Linked DNA regions of Homo sapiens: region 2 is linked to region 1. Evidence: chromatin contacts called from ENCODE Hi-C or POLR2A ChIA-PET data. All regions are on one chromosome and are shown on one strand. Each heading gives the region's core, a stretch centred on a gene start or an enhancer-like site at or near the end of the contact. The rest is flanking DNA. Distances are from core to core; before and after follow the strand shown.

Region 1 (5,500 bases), core at 3,001-5,500:
TTTTTTTTGAGATAGAGTTTTGCTCTTGTTGCCCAGGCTGGAGTGCAATGGCATAATCTTGGCTCACCACAACCCCCGCCTCCCAGGTTCAAGCGATTCTCCTGCCTCAGCCTCTCTAGTAGCTGGGATAACAGGCATGTGCCACCATGCCCGGCTAATTTTGTATTTTTAGTAGAGACGGGGTTTCTCTGTGTTGGTCAGGCTAGTCTCGAACTCCCAGCCTCAGGTGATCCACCCACCTCAGCCTCCCAAAGTTCTGGGATTACAGGTGTGAGCCACCACACCTGGCCAAATCCTCATTTTATAAGACATGAATATTAATACTCTACTCTCTCCTCCTCTTATTCCCCCACCCCATTTCTTTCAGCTTCTCATTTGTCACTGGTACTTGAAAGGTTGATAGTTGCAGAAGATACTGTAAATACAAAGTTTCCTGTGCTGTTCTATAGATGAAATGCACTTCCTTGTAATCAGACAAGAACTCTATACCCAATCATGCTCCCCTTTTTGCCTTCGCAGCCAGGATTTTTAGAGGTTGATATAGCGCTCAAAATAGCTAAAATGCTTCAGCTTCCAAATGATTTATCATCTTTAGCCATCCTTTCATAGTGTTTTAATGTTATAAACTATTTCAAATCATCTTGGAAATAAGCTGTAAAAATTTAGGCCAAAGTGGCTCATTCCTGAAATTCCAGCACTTTGAGAGGCCAAGACAGGAGGATTGCTTGAGCCCAGGAGTTTGAGATCAACCTGGGCAACACCCCAACTCTACAAAAAAAAAAAAAAATTGGCCAGGCATGATGGCTCACGCCTATAATCCCAGCACTTTGGTAGGCCGAGGCAGGCAGATCATGAGGTCAAGAGATTGAGACCATCCTGGCTAACATGGTGAAACCCCGTCTCTACTAAAAATACAAAAAAAATTAGCCGGGCATGGTGGCAGGCACCTGTAGTCCCAGCTACTTGGGAGGCTGAGGCAGGAGAATGGTGTGAACCCGGGAGGCGGAGCTTGCAGTGAGCAGAGATCGCACCACTGCACTCCAGCCTGGGTGACAGAGCAAGACTCCGTCTCAAAAAAAAAAAAAAAAAAAAATTAAAAATCAGCCGGACATGGTGGTGCGTGCCTGTAGTCTCAGCTACTTGGGTGCCTGAGGTGGGAGAATTGCTTGAACCTGGGAGATTAAGACTGCACTGAGACATGACTGCACCACTGCACTCCAGTCTGGGCGACAGAGACCTTGTCTCGAAAAAATATATATATGTAAATTAAATTTGTGAGGCTGGGCACAGTGGGTCACGCCTGTAACGTCAACACTTGGGGAAGCTAAGGCAGAAGGATCACTTGAGGCCAGGCATTCCTGGGTGACAGAGTGAGACTCTGTCTCAAAAAAAATAAAAAGTAAAAACAAATAGAGGCCGGGCGCGGTGGCTCACGCCTGTAATCCCAGCACTTTGGGAGGCCGAGGCGGGTGGATCATGAGGTCAGGAGATCGAGACCATCCTGGCTAACAAGGTGAAACCCCGTCTCTACTAAAAATACAAAAAATTAGCCGGGCGCGGTGGCGGGCGCCTGTAGTCCCAGCTACTCGGGAGGCTGAGGCAGGAGAATGGCGTGAACCCGGGAAGCGGAGCTTGCAGTGAGCCGAGATTGCGCCACTGCAGTCCGCAGTCCGGCCTGGGCGACAGAGCGAGACTCCGTCTCAAAAAAAAAAAAAAAAAAAAAAAAAAAAACAAATAGAATTGTGTAAAGCACCTATGTTTGGAGCTGAAAATCAAATTTTTAATAAATCACATCAATACTGTGTTGGCTGATGTTATTTAGGAGCCTGGAAATCTAAGGAGATTGAGAGGTTAAATTCTAGTGGAGGGCGGTGGCTCACACCTGTAATCCCAGCACTCTGCGGGGCTGAGGTGAGCGGATCACCTGAGGTAAGGAGTTCAAGACCAGCCTGGCCCATGTGGTGAAACCGCCTCTCTACTAAAAATACAAAAAATTAGCTAAGCATGGTGGCACATGCCTGTAATCCCAGCTACTTGGAAGGCTGAGGCAACACAATCGCTTGAACCCGGAGGTGGAGGTTGCAGTGAGCCGAGATCATGCCGCTGCACTCCAGCCTGGGCAACATCTTCTGTGTAGTCAGTTACCGCCTACAACTGTCATTTTTCTGCCTTTTACCATTCAGTCTTTCACTTGCTCCATCCAACCACTCTGGCCTCCTTAGACTTCCTGAAACTCTGTTTCTTTCAGGTTTCTGGTCAAAAATTACTTCTTAAGAAAGGCCTTCCCCCCATCACCCTATATAAAATGACACACACATCCCACCTGTCACTTTTTTTTTTTTTTTTTTTTGGAGACAGAGTGTCACTGTTGCCCAGTGGCACAATCACAACTCACTGCAGCCTTGACCTCCTGGGCTCAGGTGATTCTCTCACCTCAGCCTCCACAGTAGCTAGATTACAGGCACACACCATGCCCAGCAATTTTTTTTTTTTTTTAAGAGATGGGAGTTTTGCCATGTTGCCCAGGCTGGTCTTGAGCTCCTGGCCTCTAGCAGTCCACCCACCTCAGCCTCCCAAAGTGCTGAGATTACAGGCATGAGCCACGTGCCTGGCCTCACCTGTTACTCTTTATCCCTAACTTTGCTGTATTTTTATCTGTACCACTTACCACTAGCTGACACTACATATTTATTTATGTATTTCTCTCCCTCAACTAGGATATAAGCTTATGAGAGCCGAGACTTTTATCCTCCCCTGCTTATCTCCAGTGTGCAGAACAGACACCTGAGTAAAATTATTAAATGAAAGAAATGAACGTAAGGAGTTTTTAGACGGAATGACATTCAAAGCATCTGTGACACTTTCAGAGACAACATAGCACAGTACTTTCACAGAGTAGTCCCTTAAGACTTGCTGAAGTTTATTTGCAAAGAGGTAAACTATTATCTGAACCCCAAATAGGTAGCAATTCAAAATTACTAGCCTTCTTTCTTCTAAGACCCAGGAGTTATGCTCCTAGAATTTTCCTCTAAACTTTGCTTCTGTCCAAAGGGCAGTTACCAATTTATTTCCCACTTCCCAAACTTCCTAGTTTCATATGACCCAAGTCCTCATCCCTGCGAACAATTCCATTCTACACCCTTGAATATCCCAGTGAGTTGAGTGACACATAGCAGGCATTCAAATTAGTGCTAAGCCAATAAAGTAAACTGTACCCTACCCCTTGAAATCCTCCTGTTTCCAACACTTTACTCATCTACTTAACTTAGATCTTGAAGCCACGAATGAAGAGATACAGCGTTAACAGTAAGCTTTCATTTTAAAAAGTGAAAACAATGTAACCACCTTGATATGCCCTCGAGCTCTTTAAGCTGTAATTCTACTTTATGAAATATACACAAAATAAGAATTGACACAGACAGACTAAGGAATGGGGGCTGAAAAGCCACAGCCAAATTCGCTATGAATCTCCTACTTTGGGGATTAGGCTCACTCAGCTACTTCATAGCCCACTTGGAAATTCGGTCATTTTTCCAGTTGCTCTTTGTTGGAGGGAAACTTTCTTAACAAGATTCTGAGGACTCCATAAAAACCGTAAGGTGGGAGGAATTGGGATCTGAAGGTCCTTGGCAAACATGTCCACTGCGGCTGCTGGAGGCAAAGCAACGGAAGTTGAAGAGACTTTGCAACAGCTGCAAGAGTTTCACTCCCGGTGCGGAGAAGGGTAGCGGAGCTAGGCTACCCCACCCGGGCGGCGTCCAGCAGCCAGGTCCCTGCTGAACCCCGAGGCCCACCTCGCTGGACCCCGGACGGGCCCCATCTGTTTCCCCTCCTTCCCCACGCTACGGCCCGCTGGGGAACGGGGCAGCGCCGGGGAGCACGACGAGGGCACGAGGTACCCTCTCCTAGCCCAGGCTCACCCTTGGTCAGCGTGTCCAGCACCCCCGACTTCTCCAAGTACCTCCGGAACTGCTCACGCTTCGAGTCGGCGGCCTGAAGAGACACCGGGGGTCAGTGGCCAGAGCCCGGGAGCCGAGCAGGAAGAAGGCGCTGGGAGTCCGGCAACCCCGCCTCCGCCTCACTACCTCGGGGCCCTCCCGCCCAAACCTGCGCGCGCGACCCCACTCCCACCCAGAGCCGACCAGCGGCTTGCTACCGCCCGCATGCCCCCAGCCACGCCGCGCCCCCCTCACTTTGTAATGGGCCATAGTGACAGCGGCAGCGGCGTAGCTGGCGCCGGAGACCGCGACTGGCGGGTTGGGAGCAGCACTGCTCATGCGCGGAAGGGGGCGCGCGCCTGCGCACTTGCAAACCACCGGCCGGGATCGCCGAGGTGTGGCCTGTTTTCATGGCGACCAGGACGCTCTGCATCCCCAGTAGCAGGCTGAGCCGAGGGAGGCTGCGTATGCCCGCCCCTCTGGCTGTCGGAGCCGCACCTCTTCCTCTTCCGGCCCCCGTAGCAATTAGGTTTCTTTGCAGGAGGTGAGATTTTGGTACCTCTGTCCTGGCGTCCGGAGGCAGGGCCCGGGAGCATTGAGACTATTGCGAGAGAAAGGACCGCCGCACGGTGGTAGCGAGCGCATCTTTTTCATCTGGGACCTCGGAAACTGTGGTGACCCATAGGTGCTGGGCTTCTTGGCTCTCGTCCTGAGAAAGTGCTCACAGTGCTTTGCAGTAGCCGAGGAGGGTGTTTAGAATCATATATTTTGGCTTCAGCTTTTATCTTTGGAGTCTCCTTGAGTCGTGGCTGACTTGATGTGGGCCTCTGGAGGATGAGCAGTAACGAGCTTGCAGTAGCTTTTGAGCCAGGCACTGTAGAAAACACGGGTATTTTAAATTTTAATCCTTACAACACCCCTGTAGGGTGGGTATTGTTAATTAAGTGGAGTGGTTAGATGTCCAGTGAGTAGAGTCGAGTCCAATCCGGGCAATGAATCACGATGCTATGAACTGGTGAAGGAAAGCCACGGATCTTCTTAAGATTTTATTTACTAGGTAGCAACATGTGATTATACTCAAGACACATCAGGATGCCAGTCTAGAAGGAAACTTACGTGATTGTGTTCCAGGGGCAAACAGAATTAACCCAGTGTCCAAGGTGGAATTGTATAGATCAAGAACCATTTCCTAAGGCTGTGGTCTCTTCAAAGAGAAAACCTGATCAAACCATTTAGCCTCAATTCTGAACATGTGATTTTCCCAAAATCAGTTACATTCGAAAGGATATCATTTAAAAAAAAAAAAATCCTGATTTGACAACTCTATGTCTTTGAATTTAGAAGTGTTGCTTCACAATCTCGAATTAGAGCTGTTTTTCTCTTGCTTAAATGAGTTTGCAGTTGTCTGTCTTAACAGCTGGTCTTTAGAGCTGCCCCTATCTATTTTTTCTGTGCCCCACGACCACTAGGCTACTTCTCTGATAATATATATAATGTCTAAAAGCCAACCGCTGTTTAGATCTGAAGATCTGTGGGAACCCGCCTACCAATGAGATTGTTCG
Region 2 (5,678 bases), core at 2,753-5,252, 2.1 Mb after region 1:
GGGGTTCAGGACACATCCAGCCTGGGAACATCAATTTGGGAGTAGTCAGAATAAGGATTTTTTTTGTTTGTTTTGTTTTTTAGACGGAGTCTTGTTCTGTTGTCCAGGCTGGAGTGCAATGGTGCAATCTCAGCTCACTACAACCTCCGCCTCCAGGGTTCAAGTGATTCTCCTGCCTCAGCCTCCCGAGTAGCTGGGATTACAGGCCTGCGCCACCACACCCAGCTAATTTTTGTATTTTTAGTAGACGGGATTTCACCATGTTGGCCAGGCTGGTCTTGAACTCCTGACATTGTGATCCGCCCACCTCGGCCTCCTAAAGTGCTGAGATTACAGACGTGAGCCACTGCGTCTGGGCCAGATGGTTTTAATGACTAGATAATGACTTTAGAGAGAAGGGATCCTAGAACTGAGGCTTGGGGCAATGTTTATAGTTCAGGATAGAGGAAAAGGAAGAGGATCTAGGTAGGGAGATCTAGAAGGAGAAACCTGTGAAATAGGAAAAAATGAACAGCAAGTGGTTTCCTAGAAGCCAAGTAAAGGACACCCACCTTTTAAGGAGGAAATGATCAGCTGTGACAAATGCTCTTAGGGAAGTGGTCAGTTTGGGGGCAGCTCTGGGGCTGTATAGCTGCACCTAGGAGCCCAAAAGGAGACTGGGCCTATGGTGGGGGAGAGAAGCAGCCCAAATATGTAAATACATACACATGCGCACGTGCACACACACATATGCATTCATGCCATGCACATACAGCCACACTGTTGTCTATTTTTTTTTTTTTTTGAGACGGAGTCTCGCTCGTCGCCCAGGCTGAAGTGCAGTGGTGCAATCTTGGCTCACTGCAACCTCCGCCTCCCAGGTTCAAGTGATTCTCCTGCCTCAGCCTCCTGAGTAGCTGGGACTACAGGCGCCTGCCACCACGTCTGGCTAAGTTTTGTATTTTTAGTAGAGACGGGGTTTCACCATATTTGCAAACTGGTCTCGAACTCCTGACCTTGTGATCCACCCATCTCAGGCTCCCGAAGTGCTGGGATTACAGGCATGAGCCACTGCGCCCAGCCCACTGTTGTCTTTATTTGGGACTTACGGACATTAGAGATTGGAGTCTAGGCTGATGTACAAAGAAGAGGTCTGAGAACATGGAGGTTAATTTTTGACGAGATCAGTTTCAGTGAAATTATATGAGCAAAATATCCAGATTGGAATGAGTTCAAGAGAGGGAAGAAATTGAGACAGCAAAGTACAAACAACATTTTTTAGGAGTTGTGCTGAAAAGTGAAACAGAAATGGAGGGGGAGCTAGAGAATGGCATAGAGTCAGGAGAGGGGTTTTAAGATGGAACAAATTGCAGCATGTTTGCATCACGGTAGTGGAAAAGATCTACTAGACAGGGAAAGACTGATGACGCAGGAAGGGACATTCTACTAGACATTCTTGAGTTGATGAAAGGATATGGCACTTGCATACTAGACATTCTTTGAGTTGACAAATGGATATGGCACTTGGAGCAAAGAGGAGGTTGACCTCTGGGAGTGTGGGCAGTTTGTCCACAGTAACAGGAGACAACGCAGAGCTTGTGCGCAGATAAAAGTGGTTGGTGGATATGAAAAATCTACTGATGGCTTCTATTTTCTCGTGAAATGGGAAGCAAGACCACCAGCTGAGGAGAATATGGGGGAGGAGATGGAAGAGCTTTGAGGAAGAAGACAATGTCAAGTGGTCATTCAGAGGAGTGGTTGGGTGAATGGCTCATTTTTCCATCTCCCATAGCATCTTCATTACCTCAGCAAGTATGTTCTCAGCATCTGTTATGTTCCAGGCACTTTGATAAACATCAAATGCTTCTTGAAAGAAGATGTGGCTGTAGAGTACCTTCAAAGACAACCCAAACTTTTTTTTTTTTTTTTTGAGATAGAGTCTCACTCTGCCCAGGCTGGAGTGCAGTGGTGGGATCCTAGCTCCCATTGGCCTTGAATTCCTGGGTTCAAGCATTCCTCCAGCCTCAGGCTCTGGAGTAGCCAGGACTACAGATGCGTGCCACCATGCTCAGCTAATTTTTGTATTTTTTGTAGAGATGGGGTCTCACTATATTGCCTAGGCTGGTCTTGAACTCCTGGACTCAAGAAATCCTCCCACCCTGTGTCAGCCTCCCAAAGTGTCAGGATCACAAGTGTGAGCCACTATGCCTGGCATTCCAAACATTTTTTAGATTTGGAGCTGAATGCAGCATGGGCAGGTTGTCAGGGTTGAAGCACTGGTGATCCAGATCTGGAAGGAGCCAGAAGCCTCTAAAAGAGGCCACTGCAGGAGCCTCCTGACCTGGTTTCTGGGAATCCATCTGCTTCAATGATTTTCCTAAAACACAAATCTGATCCCATCACATCTTTTTTTTTAAAACTCCTTCAGTGAAGATAGTTAAGAACTTGTGGCAGACTGCTTCTAGAGAACAAAACAGGAACACTGGGGTACAGAAATAAGAGATTTACTTTTCATGGATACCCTTGTGTAGTGTTTGGGGAAAAATTATAACCATGTACATATATTCACTATTCAAAGGAAGGTCAAAAGCCTCTCAAAAGTTTCTACAGCTTTCCACTATCCCTAGGAGAAAGAGAAGCCTTTACTTGGTCTATAATGCTCTTCACCGTATGGCCCTACCCAACTCTTCAACCTAATCTCATGTTAATCTCGCTTCCTGTGGCCCTTGTGGACTTGGCTAGACTGGCCTTCCAATTCAGCTGTGCCGGCCTCTTTGGGCTTGTACACAGGCTTTTCCTTCTGCCTCACTTTTAAAAAAAAATTATTATTACTATTTTTATTTTATTTATTTATTCTTTGAGAAGGAGTCTCGCTCTGTCGCCCAGGCTGGAATGCAGTGGTGCAATCTTGGCTCACTGCAACCTCCACCTCCCAGGTTCAAGCTATTCTCCTGCCTCAGCCTCCTGAGTAGCTGGGACTACAGGCACCCACCACCACGCCCAGCTAATTTTTGTATTTTTAGTAGAGACGGGGTTTCACCATATTGGCGAGGCTGGTCTTGAACTCCTGACCTTGTGATCCGCCTGCCTCGGCCTCCCAAAATGTTGGGATTACAGGTGTGAGCCACTGCGCCCGGCCTACTATTATTATTTTTATAAGAAACGGGGTCTCGCTATGTTACCCAAGTTGGTCTCGAACTGTTGGGCTCAAGCATGTCTCACTTTCTTATCCCCGCCTCTCCCTTTCCCATCTTTGCCGTCTACTTAGGTCTCTGCTTCAAAGTTACTTTTTCAGGGCGGGCTTCCCGCCTGAATTCCCAATCACCACCGGACTTGGGTCAGTCCCCGCGCTGGGCACTCACTGCCCCGGCACCAGCATCTCTGCAGCAAGCACCCATAACAACCATAAAGTGTAATGAGCTGCTCAGTGTGCCTCCCTACATCGTTAGTCCGAGGAGAGGGTCCCTCGGTGCCCAGCACAGTGCGTGGCACAGTCGGTGCTCAGGGAGCGATAGCTAGATGAAACCGTACTTTTCGGGATCCTAGTCCATCCAAAGCAGCCGCCTTCGGGGCAGGTGTGGGGAGGAGGGAGGCCGACGAGGAGCCAACGCCGCGCGACCCTCCGCACTTCCGTCTTGGAGGCCAGGGTGGCGCTGCCGCCGTCCCTCGCCCGGAGGCAGAGATGCGCTGGCGCATCACCGCCAGGAGCCCACAGTGAAAGACCATCGGATGGAAGGCGACGCCCAGAACTCCAGGAGACCGCTGTGGGAGGACGCGAGGCCAGGTGACGAATAGGCCAGGCGTGAGTTCCCAAACAGCCTCCTCCCCTTCAAGAGAGTAAGCTTGGGCCACAGGCTGGGACGGAAGCAGAGGGGCAGACACGCCACCACCCGCCCGGCCTCGAACCTACGGCGGCACAGTTCAGCGGAGGCGGCCCAGCGGTCCTGTCCCGCGCCTGCGCACTCCAGGCCCCGCCCCGCCCCGCGCCCTCCAGGCCCGGCCCGCCCTCCAACCTCTGCGTGCGCACAGCCTAGAGCCCGCCTCCGTGAAAGACTGCCGGGCGCATGCGGTCGGGGTTGTTCACTGGCTGTCCGGGGCTCCGCGCGCGTCGCCGGCCCAGCTCTGTCGCTGACGGGAGGATCTGAAGCCGGCCGCAGGTAGGCTGACTCCAGGGATCCCGGGGGGGATCTGTTCTCCCGCGCAGGAGTCAGCGGCGCGAGCTGAGCCCGGCGCCGAATAGCCCCGCCGCCGCGGTGACGGACGTCGCTCCTACCAATCAGGGGCGAGGTGACTCGGCGTCCTGCCCAATGGGCTGTGTGCCTAACGGGAGTGGGGCGGGCGCCCCGGCCGGCGAGCTGCCGGCTCCCGCGCGCGGGCCTCGTGGCCGGGCGGCGCTGGGGAGAGGGGCCAAGCGGGGCGCGGGGCGGCTTCAGAGGCTGCGGGGCCTGCGCTGCCGCGCTGGGCCGCGCCGAATCAGCTCGGCCGGGCTCGTCGGACGGAGAAGGCCGTAGGGGAGTGGAGCGGCGCCCCCCCCCACACCCTCCGCCCTTGCTCTTCGTCTGCGAGGAAGCCCGGCAGTCGCCCATCCATTCAAGCAGTGCGGGCCTCGGGCCTCCGGCCTCGGCGCGGGCTCAGCCGCCCGGGGCTGGGCGCGGCAGCTCCGCGCCGTAGGACGAGGGGGCCTGCGAACTCGCCGGCCCTGGGCCCCGCGGCTGGCCTTTGGGCCTCACGGCTTCCTCCCTTCCCGGCGGCCGGGGGTCGGGGCGCTGGCGGTGTATAGAGCTCACCACGTTTGCGTGGCGCCCTTCCGTCCACGCTCGTTACAGTTTCGAATCCTCAGCGGCCCTGTGACGCGGGCGGCGCAGAGATTCTCACCCCCATTCCCCTAGGTGAGAACCCGCGTTGCAGGCAGCTCAAGTGACATGATTGAGGTCTGCACACTAGTGATGGGGGCTGGCACTTCATCTCATAACATTGAAAGAAAAAGCATTTCCCCCCTCAGTCTTTGTTGAATTTCTCTGATGCGTCTTGATTTACGTTACTTCTGTGCCGGAAAACCTTCTTGCGCCTTCCGTCACCTTCAGGATTAAGTTCAGATTGGGCATGCCAGTTTGCACATGATCTGGCCCTTGCCTACCTTTCCAGTTTATCTTCCACTGTATATCCCTGCTTCCCCGCCTTCCCCCTCACGGCCTTACCTCTGTTCTCTGTAGCTGCCCTGCACCTGCCTGTTCACCCTGTTCCCTTTCCTGTGCTCTGAGTCGTGCAGTCAGTCCTTCAAGGCCCATTGCAAGTCATATCTACAAAACAGGAGCCGCCTGGATCCGCCCACTACCCCCAGGACTTGTCTCACCTTCCTCTGATGGCCATGGTACTGAAAGCGTCTGCTCTCATCGTCCCCCTTTATAGTCTAAACATGTTTTCTGTCTGCTTCCACCGTCACTGAATTACTCATTTATTTGTTAATGTTTCATCTCTCCAACTGGACTGCCAGAAAGTTGAGATATGGGCCCAAATCTGATTAATGTTTGCAGTCCCCAAGCACAGTAGCTGTCATGTAAGTCAGTAGCCCATAAGGATGAATGAATGAGCCTCCCGCCTGATCTTTATGTACACTGGCATATGTATTGCCAGGCACTGAGACTGCAAGAATCTAAAGAGAGAAACTAAAGAACGTAAAGAGAGATGTTAAACTCTTA

Evidence for each region. A loop is a pair of places that touch in the nucleus more often than their neighbours do. ChIA-PET counts read pairs that join two places held with the same protein, here RNA polymerase II (POLR2A). Pooled maps may share reads with other maps.
Region 2: a map of naive thymus-derived CD4-positive, alpha-beta T cell shows a loop between it and region 1 (22-fold over the local background). The contact joins the promoter of CTPS1 here to the promoter of MYCBP in region 1. A Hi-C loop is called at or near these places in 1 of 168 maps with a recorded cell type or tissue (naive thymus-derived CD4-positive, alpha-beta T cell) and 5 of 50 pooled maps. POLR2A ChIA-PET finds 5 or more read pairs at or near these places in 1 of 52 experiments (MCF 10A).

The regions. Positions count from the first base shown.
Region 1 is chr1:38,869,098-38,874,597 of GRCh38, forward strand. It overlaps MYCBP (MYC binding protein), which reads right to left and starts at 4,251. Exons shown (of 5, transcript NM_012333.5): 1 at 4,194-4,251; 2 at 3,921-3,993. The coding sequence starts at 4,208. It overlaps GJA9 (gap junction protein alpha 9), which reads right to left. Exons shown (of 2, transcript NM_030772.5): 2 at 4,972-5,500. The coding sequence ends at 5,454. The region is part of intron 1 of RRAGC-DT (RRAGC divergent transcript); the gene reads left to right. All of the region lies in intron 1 of GJA9-MYCBP (GJA9-MYCBP readthrough), which reads right to left. RefSeq lists an enhancer at 3,285-3,807.
Region 2 is chr1:40,975,694-40,981,371 of GRCh38, forward strand. It overlaps CTPS1 (CTP synthase 1), which reads left to right and starts at 4,003. Exons shown (of 19, transcript NM_001905.4): 1 at 4,003-4,136. RefSeq lists silencers at 3,792-3,981, 4,252-4,541, 4,612-4,751 and an enhancer at 4,952-5,001.